2 separate regions of the Homo sapiens genome follow, and region 1 is linked to region 2. A link is an interaction called in ENCODE POLR2A ChIA-PET data of the cell type or tissue named here. Cell type or tissue: MCF 10A. All regions are shown on one strand. Each heading gives the region's core, and the rest is flanking DNA. Links, peaks and the distances in the headings are about the cores only. Region 1 overlaps THADA (THADA armadillo repeat containing). Region 2 overlaps THADA (THADA armadillo repeat containing).

The links. ChIA-PET counts read pairs that join two places held together with the same protein. Peaks named below come from ENCODE experiments on the same cell type or tissue, not always from the same donor. Only the 100,000 strongest peaks of a DNase experiment are listed, where the experiment ranks them.
Region 1: POLR2A ChIA-PET joins it to region 2 with 11 read pairs; 5 of 35 experiments call an interaction of 5 or more read pairs at or near these places.

The regions. Positions count from the first base shown.
Region 1 is chr2:43,477,519-43,480,345 of GRCh38, forward strand. All of the region lies in intron 26 of THADA (THADA armadillo repeat containing), which reads right to left. Among named protein-coding and RNA genes, the nearest start is that of THADA, 120 kb to the right of the region's middle. In MCF 10A, for the core only: no CTCF peak of the experiment used is centred there; no DNase peak of the experiment used is centred there.
Region 2 is chr2:43,425,253-43,428,079 of GRCh38, forward strand. All of the region lies in intron 28 of THADA (THADA armadillo repeat containing), which reads right to left. Among named protein-coding and RNA genes, the nearest start is that of THADA, 170 kb to the right of the region's middle. RefSeq lists enhancers at 726-805, 844-2,043, 1,198-1,287, 1,308-1,367. In MCF 10A, for the core only: no CTCF peak of the experiment used is centred there; a DNase peak (open chromatin) is centred at 1,389.

The sequences.
Region 1 (2,827 bases), core at 172-2,671, 52 kb after region 2:
ATTTAGAAGTGGCACTCCCTTTCAAGGCCTTGCATCACATTCTCCATGCCCACCAGCCAGTGGTACAGAATGCAATCACTTCTCAAATAATTCCTAAAGCAATGGTTTTATCACAGAATACTCTGATACAAAGACTTCTAAATGAATCCCAATGTTCTGTAAAATTCAAACTAGTCTCCTGACATGTCTGTTTTCCACACTCACTGATAGTCTCAGAACCTACTACAGTGCCTATGCAGACTAAGTGACCATGAATCCTTGCTCTAGGAATGAATGACTGAATGAACACTTCCACATGTCCTCTCTTTCCTCATCTGATTCATCTTTTAATTTTCTTAGACATGTACAATGTGTGTTCCAACTTCTACATCTCTGTTTATGTTACATGATCCCATATGCAACACCCTCTTCTCTACCTATTGAAATCCTGACCATCCTTTCAAGTCCGGATTCAACCCAGACTGCTACATGGAGAATGGCCTCATCCTCCTCTGACCTCTTATCCCCTGACAGTCAGTGCCAGAGAGTTTGATTCTCACATTTCCTAAACTAGTTTCCATGTTGGTCTTACCTCTCAATAAATGGTAAACTCCTTGAAATCTCAGACATGTTATAAACTACTTTTGTATATACCAGGATGCCAAGGTCCATAAGGAGTATTCAATGAAAAAATTAAGAGTATATTTTATTTAAAAGTTCAATGTATAACAACAATAGCTGGAAATTCCTGAGATTTCCAAACTGTACATTACTCAAATCAGTAGTTACAAGGACCAAGTTCTGAATAAAGAAATATTATCCAAGTTCTAAAGAAACTGTTCCCTCTGGCTTTAACCTCTTAGACTCCATTTTCTCATTTGGAAAATAGCTCAGTGGTATTGCTCTACAGGTATTGAAGGGGCAAGAAATACTGCTTGTAAACCCCCTGATAAATGAAGACTTTATCTCATACTCCTGGAAGCAATCCTGACGTCTTAAATTATGTAATCCTGGTATTACATTATATTAGTCTGGCCCATATAAAATGTAAGCTACAAAAATACCAAAGCTAAGAAAAAATATTTACTCATGCTTTTACTAAGATGCAGAAAGAGGATACATGCATTGCCAAAATTCCATAGAACATGCTCAAACTAAAGCAACAATGCCTTAGTTATTAAAGAAGGCAATAGCCTGAAGCAGTACTTAGAAATAAAGATTACTTCGTCCACGTAAGAGTCAATATTTAAGAACACAATGACTAATTCCCACTTCAAGTTCATGAAAACATTTCTTTTGAAGAACTTCTTTTCAGTTAAAAACTTTATTTGTGGTTCTCCTACCTGTAATCTATGAACCTAAGAATGAACAAAAACTTGAAACATGAAACTCTCTAATAGGCCAAAGTGTCAGTACAGACTTAATTCTGACTTTAGGAACATCTCAACCAGGGTTACACAAAACTTGTACTTTACCTCTCAGTCTCCAAAAATACTCATTTATCTACTCTGCCTAAAGAGTAGATAAATGATTGAATGTTAATTCTACAAACAACTCTGGAAAATGCATGAATGACACTCCAGACTATACCAAAACACTAGAGCTCTTAACTTACTTTCAAATCATTAATATTTATAATCTTATGATAATTAAAGCACCTCTTTGAGAAAATTAACTTCATACTTTAAATCAGAATCATCTGAATCCAAACTACTATTACTGTTGCTAACAGAAACTTCATTTCTAAATAATCGACTGATTTTTTAAAATGTTTTAGTTGAGCTTATTGTGAACTAAAAATAACCATTAAATTCTATCACCAGCACTAGCTCTGTGACCTTACACAAATTGCTTAACTTTTCTGCACCTCAATTTTCAGATCTGCAAAATGAGAATGAGACTGGATGACTTCCTAGGTCCTCTCAAAGATAAAAACAAATAATAATAATGGTTATTAGTATCATTTTAATTAAAGATATCAATGAAAGACATAAGCACACACTCTAGAGAAAGAGTTAAGTCTAGAGAAATCATAAGAATTATCATAAGCCTCAAAATCCTCTATCAATAGCACCAAACTATTATCAAACATAAGAGTTTTATAGAGATAAATGTTAAAAAAAAAAAAAGTTAACTTCTTGCTAGCAACACTGATATCCTTATTGGGGTAATTTCATTCATTCTCTACTTTCTAACCAGAAAACTAAGATTTCTACCTTCATAGTTTTACGACATTCCCGGTTGACATTAGAAACCTTGAGCCTTGCTCCTCTCCTCCCTCACCTCTGTCTACATGAGAACAGCGAGGGGCTCATTGAGGTAAATAACATTCATGCACCAAAAAATACACATCCTTATTGTCTTTTACCGTCCAGATAAAGAATCTTAAAGTCAACCCAAAACAAAATTCTCCTCTGGTTTACTCCTACCTTTCCTGCTAAAATCAACCTACTATGTGGGAGATTTGAGATTATTGGTCAACATTCAGACTTTGGGTGAAGTGGCTAATTTCCCAAAGAGTCTGACAAAATAAAATCTAAAGCCAACTCCAAAAAGGTGACACCCTGCCCATGAGGGAATCCGTTGTTTGGTGTGTAACAGCATGTGCTCTGCAGATGGAGCTCGCTTTGTGTTCTAGTTCTGCCACTTTCTGGCTGTATGGCCACAGGCAAGTAGCTAAACCTCATGAGCCTTAGGTCCCTCTTCTGTGAAATGAGGATGATACTGCCTACCTCGCAGAGCTGTGATCTCGGCTAAGTTAGACATGTATAAAGGGTCTGGCATGGCCCACGCACTAAAGAAATGTTACCTTCCTTCACAACTTCTCCTGTCCTTCTACACAACTGAA
Region 2 (2,827 bases), core at 326-2,825:
AAAATGACCAGTTCAATACTTGGCAGAAAGACGGGGCTCAACAAAGGTTGGTCTACTTCCTACTGACTTCTCTGCTCAGAACACTTTCTTTCTTGTTTTCTGCATTCCTGGGTCAAAATCTACTTCTTAATAAATTCCTTAAACTGCCTAACCAATTTTAATAAGCTACTACTGTCTAGCTTGTTAAAATTGTATGTGTGTGTGTGTGTGTGTGTGTGTGTGTGTGTGTGTGTGTGATGGTATTAAATTTAATATCCCAAGTTTAATTTTGCTACTCAAAATGTGATCTACAGACCAGCAGCAGTGGCATTATCTGGAAGACCATTTGGAAGTCGGACTCTCAGGCCTCACCTCAGATTTACTGAAATCAGAATTTATATGATAGCCAAGTGATATGTTTACATCTTAAAGTTTTAGAAACACTGTTCTATAACACACATGGACAGTCAATAAGTCAGAGCCTAGGCTCTGTACTTAAGGAATCAAGGGTGGTGCTTCTGCTTACAGGACATTTTGCTTACAGTGACTCTCAGAAGATGTGTTATCACCCTCATTTGCAAGTTGAGGAAATTGAGGTTCAGAGAGCAAGCAAGGCAGTTACAGAGCTACAATTTGAACCCAAGAGTGCAGGGCTTGTCAAGAGTGATAGATGTGCTCTTTCTGTTACACCAAAATAACCTTGTATTTTGGTTGGTGGCACTTCTGCTGTTGGTGATGTTCTATGAATCTACTTCATAAAGCACCTTACTTACTGGAAGAAAGCAACTACAACCGCAGCATTTTCTTTCACTGGAAGAACAGACTGATTGCAAACTTCTTACTTTGTATTTTTAGAGGTTAACAAATGATGCCCTAAGTACACTGGCTTCAAAGCAATATTTAAATTTTCTATATTAATGCAATCTTTGTTTTATATAATGGATACTTTGAATATAATGAGTAGTATCAGCATTCTGATTATATGTAAACTAAGCAACATTTTGGAAAGGTACTTTCAGGTACCACTGAAAGGTACTTTCAATGTAGTAATTTATTATTTCTAGGATGCAATGAACAACAGACTGAGTAGTAAAAAGCTTCCACAAATTCAATGTTCTTAAGACAGAGCACAGGTTCTAAAGCAAATCTCTGTTTCTAATGTAAACTGCAATTCTGTGCACATGCCTTTCCTCCTTGCATCAACTTTCTGAAAACATTTCTTAGTTCTTTCCACTTATTCATGAAAGAACAATTTTTAAGGCCCCTGAAAGTAAAATTTACCACCCAAATTCCTAAAATGAATCACCAAATGCCAGATGAAGGAGACTGGTAACTTTGTATATCAGGAAACAAAAACCAGTCTGCCTGAGTCATCTCTGTGATCAAAGATAACACAGCCACAGCCAAGGCTTGGCGCAAACAAATAGCTCTGCAAGCGCATGCCAGAACCTCATGTTTAATGGTTTTCTCACATTAAAATGCATAAGTCAGCTCTGTGAAACAAGGAAGTGAAACCTAGGACACTACATACATAAGAAATACTCTCTTGAGTTTGGTTTCTTACCCTTCTGCTCCAAATCCACTTCAATTTTTGGTAGAAACACAAAAATGAAGGTACTGTTTTGTCAAGAGCTAAGCAGAAAGGTAATAGCTAACTAATATGATAGGCTTCTGAAAGGTTTCATGAGAAAATTTTAATACTTCTTGGAGGCCTACATATTTAGGCCTTTGATCCAAAATGAACAAAGTAATCAGAAGACGGCAAATGCCTGAAAAGATGTAACACAAGAAGTGGTAATAGGCTCTAAAAGAAGAGAACCCTGTTATATTATTTCATGAATACTCTATATTCATGGCTTTTTTCAGGTACTACAAACGTAAAAGAGAAGACGAGTGGGAATTCATGCCACATGGCATTACCATTTACATGCCACCCATTGCACCGGCTCGCAGACTCTTCCAGAGTGAAGAGGCAGATGTCCTGACATCCTCTCGAACCCGTGGACAGAAGATACATACCAGAACCAAGCCTGCTCCGTGCTAGCCAGGCTCAACACAGGAATAACGCAAACATGGGGCTATGTCTTTCAAAAGGAGTATCTCCTATCAACACCATCCACCTGCCTTGGAGCAGACAGGGCTCAAAGAAAACATTACTTACACAGGTTCTAATGAGATCCTGTACCCACAATATAAGCACCTTACTCTGAAACACTGGGGGCAATGGCAGGAAAACCCAGGCCTCTGCTTTCACAAGACCCCTCCCAAAGTTTGTGTGTGTGTGTGTGTGTGTGTGTGTGTGTGTATACAAGTTATATATATATACACGCACACACACAATAGTTATATACAAAAGTTTTACATATAATATATATAATAGTTATATATATAATAGTTTTTAATATATACAATAGGTTTACATATATAAAAAAATATATAATATGGCCGGGCGCGGTGGCTCATGCCTGTAATCCCAGCACTTTGGGAGAATGAGGTGGGCGGATCACAAGGTCAGGAGATCGAGACCATTCTGGCTAACACAGTGAAACCCCATCTCTACTAAAAATACAAAAAATTATCCAGGCGTGGTGGCGGGTGCCTGTAGCCCCAGCTACTCCGGAGGCTGAGGCAGAAGAATGGCGTGAACCTGGGAGGGGGAGCTTGCAGTGAGCCGAGATCGCGCCACTGCACTCCAACCCAGGCGACAGAGCGAGACTCCGTCTCAAAAAACAAACAAACAAACAAATAATATATATATATAAAATATATATGATATATATAAAATAGTTTCTGAAATAAGAAGAAGATAAAATATTCCCGTAAAACTCCCACGCCAACCTAGACAATT